Regions from separate parts of the Mus musculus genome. Here region 2 is linked to region 1. Evidence: chromatin loops called from intact Hi-C (ENCODE). Cell type or tissue: left cerebral cortex. All regions are shown on one strand.

Evidence for each region. Hi-C counts contacts between places; a loop is a spot of excess contacts. Peaks named below come from ENCODE experiments on the same cell type or tissue, not always from the same donor. Only the 100,000 strongest peaks of a DNase experiment are listed, where the experiment ranks them.
Region 2: a loop joins it to region 1, with 2.7 times the contacts of the local background. A loop is called at or near these places in 2 of 42 quality-filtered maps.

Annotation. Positions count from the first base shown.
Region 1 is chr13:30,860,996-30,868,995 of GRCm38, reverse strand. It overlaps Exoc2 (exocyst complex component 2), which reads left to right. Exons shown (of 28, transcript NM_025588.2): 21 at 958-1,024; 22 at 4,049-4,165. Among named protein-coding and RNA genes, the nearest start is that of Hus1b, 83 kb to the left of the region's middle. In left cerebral cortex, a CTCF peak has its summit at 4,759 (motif pointing left); DNase peaks (open chromatin) are centred at 3,286 and 4,742; H3K27ac peaks cover 678 bases.
Region 2 is chr13:30,781,850-30,789,849 of GRCm38, reverse strand. It overlaps a transcript of Exoc2 not described here. Among named protein-coding and RNA genes, the nearest start is that of Irf4, 37 kb to the right of the region's middle. In left cerebral cortex, no CTCF peak of the experiment used is centred here; DNase peaks (open chromatin) are centred at 3,314, 3,954, 4,359, 4,930 and 1 more place; H3K27ac peaks cover 1,725 bases.

The sequences.
Region 1 (8,000 bases):
CTATTGGAGGTGGATTCTTCGAATTCCCTCTCCTCAATGTTGGGTATTTTGGCTAAGGTCATCCCCATTGGGTCCTTAGAGCCTCTCATCTCCTGAGTCTCTGGCATTTTCTAGAGGGTCCCCCCATCCCCTACCACACCCCACACCCCTACCTGACCTTGTTCCCCTTTCCCAGGTCTTCTTTGACTTGACTTTTTTTTTATGAGACTTATTATCCCAATCAATCTTTTCTTGTTACTTTGCTAAAATTCCTGTTTCATACACATTCTAAGGCGTATTGCAGGCATTTCTGAACTTTCTCTTCTGCCATATTTATTCAAATATACTTTATTTCAGTTAGTGCTATTTTAATTACCATTTGTTTATATTTCAACTCTTTCTAGATCGGTATCTTTTTATTTTATTTCTATTTTTTTCTATTTTAGCATATTATTTGCTATTTCATCATGTTAGACTTACATACGAATTCAAGTCAATCAAGTTAACGAAAAATTCTGTTAAGGTGTTACTTATGATTCTGTTAAATTGGTAATTAATTAATGGGTTAGCTAGTCTGTTCTCCCCTTAGATCTTATTATGTTTTTGATTGCTTTTGAGTTATAAACTAATTTCTTAGCTCACCTTTAAGTAGGTTTCAAATCTGAAAGTGGGTTTCAAATCTTCCCCTGGGAATTCTGATAGGCAAAAACATTTTAATTATATGAGTATTATTTGGTTTTTTGGCATTTAGTAGTTTATTTTTAAACATAATGCAGTCAGTTGAGTATTGAGAATGCCCCCAAATAAGTTTTATATGGCTCAGAATAAAAGATAGTCCTTAGTGCTTTTTTATGATAATAATAATTAAGTACAAAGAAAATCTACAGAGTTATACAGCCATTTTCATCAAAACATTTGGAGTTATTGGTTTTGTGTGAGTTTTAATTATGACTGTTGTTTTGCCTCTTCTGCCTTTAGTCTTTCTGTTGATGTTTCTTCTCCTGATTTGTTTGGAAGCATCCATGAAGACTTCAGTTTGACTTCAGTAAGTAAAATGGCAAGCACAGAGAATGAAGTGTATCATGCTAAAGGGAGTGGCTGTGGTAGTCAGCTTAAGTCACTTGAGCCAGAAACATCATCCCATGTTAAGATGGCCACTGTGGTGACTGCAGTATACATTTTGGGGTTACGTAAACAGACGCAATACAGCACCTGCATCTTGAGTGTTAAAAGTGCCTCGGCTGTTTCCTGCTGCTGCAGAGTTGCCTGGATGGACAGGTGGGGAAGCAGAAGGCATGACATTTCCTTCCTGGCATTTGCCCTTCCAGCCTTCTTTTTTCCTCCCAGTCCCCTCTTTTATTTGAACATAGGTTATATGACAAAGCCAAAACCAAATCCCTGTAAGCAATCTGATAGAGGCATTTTCTCAATTGAGGTTCCTTTTCCCAGATAACTCTAGCTTATAGGAAACAAAAACAAAACAAAACAAAACACAGTAAGAACAAGTGTCAAGAGCTAAGGGAAGCCATGAAGTGGATTGAAATAGCTGTTCCATGTGAATCTAGGAAGAAAGTGGGGTAGAGGAGATGGACCTGAAGGAAGGAGCCTTTGAAACTCAGACTGTACCAGCCACCTGTCCCAACTATGCTTTTGTTTTCTTGGTCTCTCAGAAGGAGCCTTATTAATGCACAGTGACCGTTCTGATCTTTGTTCCCTTCCCAGCTCCCAGCAAACGCTGTGTAACCCATCAGCCATGTCCTAGCTGATTTGTGTGCACCCTGACTTGGAGGGCTACTCCAAGCCTCCCATCTTTCTCTAGTTAGAGAGGAGAGCAAGGTGGTTCCATGTCCATCTCCCAAGAGGTGCGGAGGTGCACCAGGTTGTCAGCGGTCTCCCAGGGTTTTCACTTTCACTCCTCACAACAGCTTACCTGTCCATCACTTCCCAAGTTATGTTCCTTTGTTTCCAAAATCTGTGCCTGTGTTCTTCCCTAGTGGAGGGATCTCATCAGATCTGACTTGTGTTCTGAGAGGACCCAGATCCTCTCAGGGTTGTATTATTCAGAAGGAAATGGATAACATTGAAAAAGATCTAGATTTTGAGTCAGAAGACTTTATTCACAGTCTCAAGGGTTCATTGCTGGTGCTGACTAGGAGTACAGAGAAGTACTACATAAGACTCATTCCTTCATATACAGAGACTATTATGGTCAAATGTACATCTCTATACCAGGTACAAACAAACTTCAGATTAACCATCTAAGTTTAAGAATTAGATTCTTGTTATTCTGTTTTCTTCCCACTTTCATGTAATGTTCAATATAACATACACAAACAAAATGTACTTGCTGAGAGTTAGTCTTTAGATTACTGAAGTAGTTCTCACTTTGAAGAGGGTCCAGAAGTCTTGTAATGGAGAAACCAAGTCAGCACAGTGGGGGAACAGGGCAGGATAGACTTGCACACTCAATCAACTAGAATGGAAGTCTTAATCCTAAATGAAAGACTGGTAAAGGACAGGCTTGAAGCCACTTGAGACATTGAGGGGGTTCTGTGTGTTTGGAGTAGCTGCTGCAAAGTCATTTACTTCCTGCACTATGAGAAGAATGTGTTAGGATAAAACAGAAGGTAGCAGAAGGGAAGATGGCCTCACATGCCCAGCTAGCTTAGTTTCTCTGCCATTCTGCCATATATTCACTTTAGAAAAATAATGTCATTTACAGTATGACTTCCTCTGGCCTTTTTTATATTCCATTTCCTATCTAAAAGTTATTTCAGGGCCCCTAGCAGCAGCCTTCTGTTTTTCTGGGCTATTTAATGGTGTTGTAGGCTTTATATATGCCTGTTGATGACCAAAAAGCCAGGCGTACATATGTACATATATATATAATTGGTTTTTTGAGACAAGGTTTCTCTGTATAGCCCTGGCTGTCCTGGAATTCACTTTGTAGACCAGGCTGGCCTCGAACTCAGAAATCCACCTGCCTCTGCCTCCCAAGTGCTGGGATTAAAGGCATGCACCACCACGCCTGGCTTTTTGTGCTGAAAATAATGACAGGCACTTGTAATGAAGAAGTGGGGAGATATATAATTACCAGAAGATGGATTTGCTTGCTTATTGACTTTAGAGACTTTAGTTCATCCTTTAGTCCCCACACCTCAAAGAGCAAGAACCTCTGTTTTTCTGCATTTTCTCCCCTGGAGTACTTAACTGTAAGTTACTCTGATTCTGCACAGAAAGAGTAACCAAGTGTGGGTGAGAACTGTTCCTGGAAAGTGGTTTTGCCTTAGTTTTAGTCAAGGATCTCCACTGAGGGCCCTGGATGAGTCACCATTCCAGAGAATGCCTCCCACTTATAGGAGCTCAGGCCCAGGCTGCCCTGAAGTGAACCACAGCAGCAGCAGAGCAGGGGCCATTCCTAGAATTTTATTTACAGATAGAGTTCTTCTGAACTGTAAAAATCCACTGTATTCATTAGACTACAATTATAGTCTAACAATTTTGTAAGGAATTGTTTAGGTGGACAGAGCCTTGAAGACTGTAACAGCAGGAGGCATTCTTCCCCTCTCCCTGTCTTTTGGGGAGGCTGGCATGGACATGGGATGGGACTGGGCCCCAGGACACTGGGCCAAGGAAGGAACAAGGAGCCCTTCAGATAGATAGTATGGCATTAAAATGTTCTCTCAAGTTGTGGATGATTCATAAACCATTTTCTAATAGTTCCTACACTTTATGTAGTTATTCATAATATCAACTTGTTTGGCCTTTGTGTACATAAAATGTTAAATGGAACATTTGACTCTTCCTTTGGAGGATATTGGAAGTAGGACACAGAGCCTTGAGCATTCCAGAAAAGGTTTCACTGTTGAGTTTCTACCCCAAATCCCTGTTTAAATCCTCAGTGTTATGCTTCTCTGTGTGTTAATTTTAGGACACAGCCAAGAAAACCAAGGCATAGGATATTGATGTTAAAGGGCAGAAGCCTATCACTGTACTTAATACAAGATCAGGATTATCTCTTAAATTCACCAGTACTGTCTAAGTTTGTTATGGTCTGTTTGAATTACAGGAGCAGAGGCTTTTGATAGTCCTGAGTAATTGCTGCTATTTAGAACGTCACACCTTCCTAAACATAGCAGAACATTTTGAAAAACACAACTTCCAGGGAATAGAGAAAATAACACAGGTAAGTGCTTTGTAGTTAGTAGGCAAGTCCAGCGCTTTGCCACATTATCGTCTCAGCACCTCTTGCCTCCCTGTACCCCAGTTCCCCAGGCCCCATGCTCACTCTTCACCCTACCCATCTGAGAATGATTTCCTTCCTCACTTTAAATTGTTAATGTAACACTGCTTTACTCAGGAGCAAAACTGTCTGATGGTTGAACTGGTTAACTTAACCCTGTTCTAAAAGTCTGTTCAAAGGTCAGGCAAGACAATCAGGAGAAAAAAGTCAAACCTAAATCTAAGAATCTTCCCCATTGACTCCTGACGGAAGAAACCTTGAGGCACTGCTGAGAGCAACCCTGATCCTAACTGCAAGGGATCACTTCCTGCTGATCCAACCTCTGCCTCCTGTCTTCTCTTCCCGACTGCAGCCCTCCCTTAGCCTGTCTGCTTAAGCACACCCTGTTCTCCTGAGGCTGGCCCTTCCTTCCTTCCTTCCTTCCTTCCTTCCTTCCTTCCTTCCTTCCTTCCTTCCTTCCTTCCTTCCTTCCTTCCTTCCTGACTTCACTACAACTTTTGCTTGCTTCGCGCTCCACCTGCTGGATGTAGGCAAAAATGTGCATGTGCATGCAGATCAGTGGAACCAGTTTTGTGCTTTAGAATGTTTGCTGTCTTGTTTATAGTTTTTCAAATAAGCAGAAAGGGAGAGAGAGGAAAAAAAAAGAAGTTCCTTGTTGCTAAAGGTTGGCTAGTTCCTGAGCAAAGTTTATCAGATTTCTGGGTAAAACTGAGCCACTGTCTAATGCCAGCATACTTTTCTCAGTGAAGAAAAGAAGAAAGATAATCATCTTGTCAATCATATAATCAGAGTTTACTCTCAGTGGACGATCTACTTTTTATAAATGATGCTTCCAGTTCGTAAACTGGCTTGGGTTTTTTTTTTTTAAATAAATGAAAATGTCAGAGTGGGTGGCTCTGTCTTGTTTTCCTGCCTTTCGTAAAGATTAATCATCCTGCTGATAAATGTTGTGACTTGAGGCTTTGAGGTTGAATGTCTAGTTTATTTCCAGAAAGCTTTCATGTTCATAATTACAAGATCTGTGCAAGGGGGAGGAGGCTTTGTTTTTATTCAGAAAAATCGTAACGTGACTGTATGTACATATGAAGAACTTTATTGTTTTTGCCCTTAATGATATGTGATGTCATTAAGAATTGCATATGAAAGAAGCAATGTTTGACATTTAAGTTTTTGTGAAATAATAAGCAGAAATTATGTTGCTTTACTTTATACTATTAAGAAGCAAAATGAAACTAATATAAAGGGAGGTTTTTGATCTCTTTTCCAGTCTGTGTCTGAATCACAGAGAAAGGTAATATGAAGGCCCGGGGAGAGCGCAGAATAAGCAGTAGGCTTTTTGACCACTCAGCAGTATGAGCTTTAAAAAAATTATTTCTTGAGTGTCTTGAAACTATTCAGTTGTGGCTGCAGTGACTAGAGTAAAGCGATGTGGACACCCACTGGCTGTACTGTGTGCCGTGTGCCGAAGCTCTCATTTTCATGGTGTCAAGCAAGAAAAACCCACTTGCTCTGAAGAAAAAAATAGGTCACTCATAGCCCTTATTTTTCACAGTTCATGATATACTCAAGGAAATGAAACTAATTGATTAATGTGCATCATTTTAACATGCGACACTAAGTGGTGATTCACTAGATAAGAATATCCCTGTAAGGTTCCACCTTAAAGCAGGCCCCTTGAGGCCTCTGTAACTTCTGGGTCACAGGGAGCAACTGCTGTGTGCCTAGAAAGTTCCACCTACTCATCCATTTTCTCGTTGTATTTGTTAAAGACCTAATTACACATATGTGCACACACACACACTCTTGACTTTTTTTAATTTATTTTTTTAATTAGGTATTTTCTTCATTTACATTTCAAATGCTATCCCAAAAGTCCCCCAGACCCTCACCCCCACACACACACTCCCCTACCCACCCACTCCCACTTCTTGGCCCTGGCGTTCCCCCGTACTGAGGTATATAAAGTTTGCAAGACCAAGGGGCCTCTCTTTCCACTGATGGCCGACTAGGCCATCTTCTGCTACATATGCAGCTACAGACACAAGCTCCGGGGGTACTGGTTAGTTTTAATTGGTTCTTTGTGAGTTTCACATCACGCTCTCCAGTCCTGCACACCTCCCCATCCCAGCATATCTGCCCTTTGCTCTTGCAATCTACCTCCCTTCCCAATACACACAAACAAACAAATAAACAAACAAAAGCAAAGCATAGAAAACTATCTCATCATGGAAGAATGAAAATGTCACAATGTATGCCATGGTATACTGCCTCTGTCCACACACTTTCACTTTCAAATGTTCATTGCAATGACCTAACTATATTTTTGAAAAGGAGAGATAAAAATCAAGGTCATCTTTAATGTACTAGACTAAGTATTTATTTAATAAGACATATCCCTTCTGACTTGTCCCGTCACCCCCATAGTAAGTCTAGACCTGTCCCGAGTCACCTGCATTCACACACAGTGGATCCGTATCTCCTCACTCCCCGTCGCTGACCTCACGTGGGACCCCGAGATTTGTAAGCTCCTGGTAATACATACCCACGTTGCTTTGGGGGGGGGGGGGCTGATCACATTGTGTTTTGATCATCGTTTCCCAGCATAATTTTTAATTGTATAATATCCATTTGTATACTTTAATTTGCATGGAAAATGACTGCTTTTACATTTTTATTGCCTGTGTTGTAGAAGAAATAGCTAGGAAGCATGTAGAGACCAAGGGAGATACAGAGGTTTGTTCTGAGGATGGAGACCAAATACAACACAGATCGAACTCCTCAGGAACATTTGTTGAGAATATCAGATCTGTGTGGAGGATAAGCCTTAACATGTTATTTTATTGTGGCAGCTATAAAGATGTAATTCCAGGGACTTGGGGGGGGGGGCGGGCGCGTGCATATGTTAGATGCAATCAATATTAAGGAAGCAAAGCTATACAACTGATTTACTATTTGTATAGTTAAAGATTCTTCCTGTCTGGAGAATGCAGACATTGATTAAGTATTAAATGCATTACTGAACTTCTATTTAAGCTCCTAACCAGAAATTCCACTCAGGAGGGTAAGGGGACAGTTTCTTTTCATCACAGATGCAGGCAAATCTTTTATATCTAGCAACCAATTTAAAGTATTTCTTACGACTTGAACCATAGGTATTATGTCCATTAGGTCCATTCTTTTTAGCTTACCTGAGTATACTTCTTAGACCTTGAGGCATTTGAATTTACTGATGAATTTATGAATCACTGCAGCCGTGTTTCCTTCCTGCTGTGTTATCTGTGGCTCTGCTTGTTTCGTCTTCCTCATTTCTTCATCAGACTACGTTCATTAAATTTTGCTAAGAAGGTATTTTTAATGTTTTATTGATTCTTTGAGAATTTCATATCATGCACCCTAATCCCACTCATTTCCCACTCCTTTATATCTGCCCTCCACCCTTGCAACCACCCCCCAAAGAAAACCAAACCAAACCAAACTAAAACAACAACAAAACATCTTGTCATGGAAACTGTAGTATGTCACAGTGTGTGTCATATGGTACACCCTTTTGTCTCCACATTTTACCTTGCAAATGTTTGTTGTAATCAGTCATTGGTCTGGTTTGAGGCCTCTGGCTTCTGCTATACTATCAACCCTGGATCCTCACTAGGACTCTTCTCTGATATCCTGTTGTTGCCCTGTGTCATGGAGATCTTGGAGGTTTGGATCTGCCAGACCAGCTCCTTTATCAGCTCCAGCAGTTCATAAATGGGGTAGATCTTGGAGTGGGCTAACTAAA
Region 2 (8,000 bases), 79 kb after region 1:
ACCAAGAGCAAAGACGCAGAGGGCAAATCCAAGCCACCCACTGCAATGGGTCCATGCCCCAGAATGCCTGTTTGGTCTTTGTGGGTAACAAGGGGGAGTTGGGGAACACATATGTGATGTCCCTGTTTCTTAAATGTGTATAGTTCTGTTGCAATAAATCAGAGACAAATGTATAATTCTTATTAAATTAATTTATGACTACTTTTATCCCATTTTTTTTTTTTCAGCCTCTAAAACTCTCAGAAACCTGAGGCAGGAGGATCACAAGATTGAAGCCAATCTAGGTTTTATAGCAAGACCTAAAGAAGGGAGAATAAAAGAAGAATCAGATGTACTGGGAGTCCCAGCCCCTCTCATCTTCTCCCACTACAGGAATGGCCCTGTTCCTGGCAGTAACAGGAAGCTCGCCTAGAACATCAGAGGGAAGCACAGCATCCCAGGTTCACTAGGAAACAACTGAGGTGCCCATTGTGGCCACCAGGCCTAGGTCCTACCACCACAGAGCCTGGGAAGAGACTTATGCTGGGAACCAGCTGGGAGCTGGAGTGAGGAACACCTAGGTCAGGTACTCTACTTCCGTCCAACTTCCCCAGAGAGAACGTCTTGCACTCTGCCGAGGCAAACTTCCATTCACATTACAGTTTTGTCAAGCAAAATCTCCTTTGCTTACTGTGAAATCCCTGCCTTTCTTTTCCGTGCTTCCAGCCCGTGGATCTCAGTCACCTCTTAAATAATTCATAATACCTGTCACCCAAGGCTAGGAGCCACAGCAGAGGAGTGAAGGCCAAATCCCTTGTGGATGATGAATCTCTCTCCTGCTCCCATGCGGAATCTCTGTGACACCCAGAAGAGACGTTTAAGAATTCCATAAGCTTGATGAGCTGTGTAAAAGCAGCAGCTGTGTTTATTATCAATTATTATTATTATTATTATTTGCTTAGAAAATGAAAGGCAAACGGTCTAAGACTAAAAGATCGACTGTTAAGGGCCATGCAGCACCTATAAATGGAGTGTGTTTATCCCAGCAAAAATAGACAGAGCAATTGTATGTTACAAAGGTCCCAGAGGTGGGACCCAGAGGAAAGGGTTTACTGGCTCACTCATTCCAGTCATCCTCTATCACTGGAGGAAGTCAGAGCAGGAACTCAAGCAGGAACCTGGAGGCAGGAGCTGAAGTCCAAAGAAAGCCCGCTTCCTGGCTGCCCTCCGTGTCTTGCTCAGCTTCCTTTTTAGAGAACCCATGACCACCAGGCCAGAGGTGGCACCACCCACAGTGGGGAGGGCCCTGGCCCTCCCACATCAATCATGAATCAAGAAACTGTCCCCACAGACTTGCCTCCAGGACTGCCTAATGGAGGCACCGTTTCAGTGAAGGTTCCCTCTTCCCAAATTATTCTAGTTTATGTCAGGTTAACAAAAACTGGTGTGAGTTGGATGTCCCTTGAGGGTCCTTGTGATTAACTGCCTGGTTTCCAGGGTGGAGCCATTTGTAAATGGTAGAACTTTTAGGAAGTAGGACCCAGTGTGAGGTTCTTCCATCAGGAAGATATGCCCCAGAAGGGACTGTGGGATCTCAGCTCCTCCCTAACTTCCCGTGGGAGATGTAAACTTCCCACACACATGCACACACATGCTCAAGTTCCTCCAATCTGATGTGACTGTAGAAGGAGTTCTTCTCCAGACATGAGCTGATGCAAGCCACAGCCCACACCTCCAAGACTGAGCTAAATCAACTGCCCCGGGTATTTTATTGCAGTACTGAAAGCTGACTAATGCTTTGAGCTGACTGATGCAGCCAACCTAAATGTCAGCAACAGACAATTAAGAAACAAAGTGCGGTGCTTAGTAACACGGGTTCACTGTCACACAGTCTTGGAAGACCTTTTATTTTACAAGTGAACAGCAAAATTGCATTTATACTGAGATTGCAGCCAACACATGAATATGCACAGGCATTGGAAGCGTCCAAAGAAGCTTTTGTTCTTTGGTGGGATGTTCAGGAGCCCTTCCCAAGAGGGGTTGTACTGAAGAGCCCCGCCCCAGGGCATGTGGTGCTGAGGAGCCCCACCCCCAGGACATGTGATACTGAGGAGCCCCACCCCCAGGACATGTGATGCTGAGGAGCCCCACCCCCAGGACATGTGGTGCTACTGAGCAGGAGGCAGAGAGGGAGAAGAGCTTCTAGCTTTCCATGTGTTGCTTCCTCCACTGCACTCTCTGATGTCCCAGCACTAAGGGGGCAGGGTGCCCATGAGAAACAGGTCCATCCTCCTGGACCTTAGGCCTTAGTTATAATTACCGTGCAGTTGTAACTTGTGAACTACATACAATCCACAATGACCACCACCACTACCACCACCTCGGGATTTCCTTCACAATCACTTAAGTATCTGATCAGGAAACAAATATGGTTGACATAGAGGCTTAGAAGCTATGGAGGTGACTATGTGGCAGAACGCTTCAAGAGAATTGAGGGAGATCTGTTTTGTAAGGCATGTGATCTCTGGCTCTGAATTGTTCCTAGAGGTCTAAAAATAGGACTGTGCATAAATGGTTCATTGACCAGTGCTGGATTCATCGGAGGGGAGAGGTCATCCACGGTTGATCCTATTGTGAGTGTGTGTGGTGGGGGAGTGACAACAATCAGGGCCACTGTGTTTTCTGGGAGGCTTGACAAGGTCCACATCCAAACTCAGGAATCCCTCCCCTGGAGCCCAGGACTGTCCCTGCATATGGGTGGCCTCCATGTGTCACTGAGCCTGGGTGCTGACAACCCTGGGTCTTTAGAAGCATATGCAGAGGAGGAGGCAGGCTAACCAAGGGACTAGGAGGCATGATGGCAGATGGAGTGTGTGTGTGTGTGTGTGTGTGTGTGTGTGTGTGTGTGTGTGTCCAGGAGAAAGCTATAACAACCTGTCACAGTGAATCAGTAAAGGGAAAATCAGCTGTTCTTGACAGCCTAGCTCATGTCCCAGGCCTGGGCCCCTCCCAGGAGTGGGGCCAGGTACTCTGGCACATCTCCTCTGTTCTGAACCTGCATCCTGACTGCTCCCACACAGACTGTGACTCATCAGTCAGTCCATCCAGAGACAGTGGTCCAGAACTTCCCTGTGGAACATGGAAGAGGCCACATTTCTTAGTTGTTGCCAGGCAAACCAGGACAGATGACTACCCTACCCTTATGGGAGAGCCTTCTGGTGCCATACCACGATGTTGATAGAGTTCCTAGACAAAAAAACTGCACATGGTGGCCACCTGCAGTCTGAAGGGAGATGCTGTAACCTTCCTGACAGCTTTGCAGACACCTCTGCCTTCCAAATCTCTCACTGTTAGAGTACTGAGCAGGCGCATAGCAGCGTTGGAGGGGGAGCTTGAGGTGTGGGATGAGCAGGCTGGGCCAGCTGAGTGGGCTGAGGGAAGAAGGGGAGAGGCAGGGACTGAGGTGTGAGCTGGTAGCAGGCAGGCTCCTCCAGTATATTACTCATGTGTGTGCCCTTGGCAAGGGGAAGGAAACACTGGCACACTGTGCACCCACATGAGACGACACAAGTCACTTCCTCTCACATGCTGCCTGCCGTAGTAGGTGACTGAGGGAGCTACACTTCAGAAATATGAAGTCTTTCCATGATGTCTGTAAACAGCTGAGACTATCCAGAAAGGGGAATGAAGCTATAGATAATAGCCTCTTGAGTGGCCTGCAGCCTCCTGGCTTCTGTAGGCAGTAGTAGGCTGGGATGGGATGCTGGAATCCAATGTGATGGTAGATGGGAAGGGCTAGGATGGGGCGGGATAGAGTGAGGTGGGGTGGGGTGGGATGAAGATGGACACCTTCTGGCTGGCCTGGAGTTTGGGGCAAAGACTGTTTTGTTTATTAGGAAGATGAGACAAGAAGCAGAAATCTCAGCAGACAGGACAGAGCCCCCACGCAGGGAAGTTTGGTCCCAAGTGTGCCCGCATTACCGAGCCTGTCTGTGGTTTGTAGTGTAGCATCCCTTCTGTGAACCACAGATAAAGGATGGAAACTCAGCTGCATATGAGATGATGTGAGGGAAAGGTGTCTGACTGACTGGAAAGTGCTGGACAGATGCCAGATGCTTCATGGCTACCTCAGCCACAGGTCAGAGGCCACAGGTCACAGGTAACAGAGGGGTGTTTATCACACAGCCCTGGCCACTGCTGTGTCTCCATGTGGCTGCAGTGAGATGGTCTTGCACAATAGTTTTCAGCAAGCTGACTTCTGAGAACAGCTTCTACAACACCCTCTCCTCAGGCTCCACAGTTTCCAAGGCCCAGTCTGGCAGGAGTGACCTAGCTACACCCTGTCAGCCTATCATCAGGATTCTTCTGGGACATTTTGGTTTCCTTGTGTTTTCTAATATTGTCAGATATCCAGTCTTACATTGGGGCCGTTGCATGGGCTTGCTGCATATGCAAAGAACAAAAAAATCTTATTGTCAGTGCCAGTGGATTGGTGAACGTGCTTGGCGCTTTACTTCAGGAAACAGGAAGTCATTTTCCTTCCTGCTAGATTCAGATAAACCTGAAATAAAGAAAAATGATAGATATTAGGATACTTTAATTGCTTTGTGCATCTCTGTTACATAAGAAGTAGGCTCTGTACTTTAAAATGGGTTTCCTGCTTGGCATGATGTCTAGCCTGTGTTCCAAGGGACAGAGGGGTAGGAGTCACGAACTCTGGCCATGAGTAGAAAGAATGGACGAGTGATGGGTGACTCTCCCCGCTAGATTAGTGGTGGTGGAGGGGGGTGGGGACAGGGAACGTGACCAGTGATTTAAAAGTGCTTTCTGCAGTAAGCTTAAAGTCTGTAAAATGTAAGCTGTGTGAGGCGTGTGTGGCATCCTGGGACCGCTGCTGCTGTACACTTCAAAAATGGCTAATGATGTCACAACTGTTTTCACAAAAATAGAATCAAATCCAGGAGACAGGACTCAGCTCAGTCTGCAGTTTGTAGCCCCAGTAAGCTGTTGGATGCTGGCCTTTCCCTCACAACATCATTATGACAGTCATAAGGAAGGGGAGGCCAAGGCATTGAGCTCTTTGCCACACACCCCGGACCCACCAACCCAGGGAGTGGGCATGCAAACAGGAGTGTTTCTAAAGGACATCAGTGGGCCTTTGTTAACTCCTTCATGGAGAAACATGCATAACCTCTGTGCTGCTTCATACATGTGTAAGCATGTACTATCCATGTCCTCAAGTCCACTACACGCACACCCTCCTTCCAAAGAAGGACAAATGAGGGCATGAAGACCACACAGTCAGGGTGCCAGAGATGAACTCGGGCTCCCCAAACAATCCAGGTGACCTCTCTCTCCTTCATCTGTCAAGAGGGATGGTTGAAATAGGACCTTCACACCAACCAGCTTCAATAAATCTATTAACGTCTCTCAGCTGACTTTCTTTTTTTTTTTTATTTATAAAACAGAGTTTATTCAGGGCATGAGAAGGGAAGTTAAGAGGGTAGTAGAAGCAGAGAAAGGCAGAGAGAGAGAGAGAGAGAGAGAGAGAGAGAGAGAGAGAGAGAGAGAGAGAGAGAGAGAACACTAACATGCCCTAAAGGAACACTGGGCCACGCAGCTTCTGCCAGGTCCACACACTCTCACAGTACCATTTTGCTCCCTTGGCGCAGGGAAGCCTAGTCACTCTGGCTGCAGGGCTGTGATTACAGGCCCCTGAGCGCTGCTGTGGCCAGGTTCACGTTTTGCGCCGTTACCCTAACGAGATGCCACCTTTAATTTTAGCTAATAAGGTAGAGATCTGAAGAAGATAGAAAAACTAAAGGTAAGTGCTCCTGTCCTGTCCTTCTGAGGATGTGGACCTCCTCGAAACCCAGGTTGGTTAAAGTCTCCCCGCTGCACCTGTCTGTAACTTTTAAACCAGCATCCACAGTCACGATGAGATTATCAAGCAGAGCAGCTGCCTTGGAGAACAGTAAAACCACTCCTCTGGATTAAAGGTGGGCTTACTATGTACTACAGCTGAGGGCATACCCAAACAAGCTGCAGGCGGGAGTCTGTGATGGCCACCCTGGTCCCCTCCCAAAGGTACATAGCAGCATTACTTACAATAACCAAAGACGAAAGCCATACACACACACACATCGGTCAGCGGCCAGACTGATAAGCAAAATGTAGCAAGCAGTAGGATGCTACTGGGCCATGAAAGGAAGGAAATTCTTGCCCATGCTACATAACAGCATGGATGAAACTTGAGGTCCTTGTGACCCAAGCTATAGGACAGTCAAAAAGGGGAAACATTGATATGAAACTGCTAGAGGAGTTAAATTTGTGGAAATGCAAGGAAGAATGGAACTCGCCAGGGGTCTGGGTCGGGGGGGGGGGGGAGATGAGGGTTTGGGTTTAACCAGTGCAGAGCTTTAGTTTGGAAAGAGGAAAAGGTCCTGATGGTGGATGGTGGTGACAAAGTCACAGCCACTTGGCTGGGTTTAATGCCACTAAACTGAGTAATTAAAAATGGCCAGGATGATGGACACATTTTAATACACATGTATTTTAAAAGTTGGAGCACACATTTCCTCCGTCTTGTATTCTCTACATGCAGCCCAGAGCCTGATGCTCTTCACCTCTTTCTAGAGAGGACACAATGCATTCTCTTAACCTGTACAACACTTGCTGGGGAGACCAGCCAAATACCATGCGGGGCATGACAGCCGGTGGCAAGAGGTTTAGGTGTGATGGTGAAACCAGGGATGGACAGTCTTCTGCATCACCACAGGAGACATCTGTAGCGTAGCTGGTATTTTCCAATCAGAGCTGAGGCCAGGGCCAAGCTGAGACAGTGGCCAGAAGTCACTGGTTCTACTTGGAGGGTCTCCCCATCTATGAGTGGGACCCAGCCTAAGCCGTCCCTCTAGGAGACTGTTGAAGCGCAACTCCAGGTCCCGACAGAGGATGCAGGTTCCAGCACATGAGAAGAGGTAGCAGAACGGAGAGTATTGATCTCCTGAATATCCGCATTCTAGCCCTGGGCCAGAGATGCAGCTTCTGTAGCCTCCACCCATCAGTGCCTCGGGCTGATAGAGATTCCTGTCTTTCCCCTCCTCACTCGCTCACCTAATCAAAACCAAATGAGGCTGCTAGCAGGGAAACAGCCTCTAGTGTTTCAGTTCATGCCAGTATCAATGGCCAAGGATCTGGGGAACCACAGAGCGTTTCTAATAACTGAAGAACTGTGTGTGACCCGGGCGTTTTCCCCTTACAAGCTGACAGTTGATCAGCAGAGAATGAAAATGCAGTCATTGAAATGAGTCAGAGCTCAGCCTTTTCACTTGGCCACTCTTGCCTCTATCTGACCCCAGGACCACAGCCTTTTCATGTATGTCTTCCCCGCCCGGCCCAGCCACAGGACTCCCCAGCCTAAGGTATGCACAGTTACCACACTTCGTGAGGAAGGGGCAGAATAAACACAAACGATCCCTGTGTATCCTCGCTACAACGAAGTGACTGTTTCTAACAATGCAACTCTCACTGTGATGATACAATGTTTATTCCCTGGGCACAATCTGAGGTCTACTCAAATCATATGTCTAGGACCAGCTGACTTCTCCCTAAATACACTGGCCATGTCTGGAGATTCTGCCCCTTTCTTTGAGAGGCAGTTGTGGCCAGTCCAAGCCGGGGCTCTTTCTCACTATGCTCTTGGTTATTTTAGGCTTATCTCAGTGACTCACCAGTGAAATGTAACCCCAGTCAGTGGGTGGTCCCTGGGGTATTATAGCCTATCCCAGCACACAAGGTGCAGGTAGGGAGGAGGTCAGCTGCCCAGGACTCAAGTGTGGTTCTGGGGCTGGGCACTCACAAAGCCACTCAGAAGCCGGTGTTGTCATGAAGGGTGAAGCAAAACTGTGACTGAAGGACTTAGCCTGGCCCATGGTAAGCATGCTGCAGGGGCTGTGGGAGGCCTTTAGGTGCTGGGATTTGGGGATTTGTCCACACTGTCTAACTTTTCCTGGGGACTC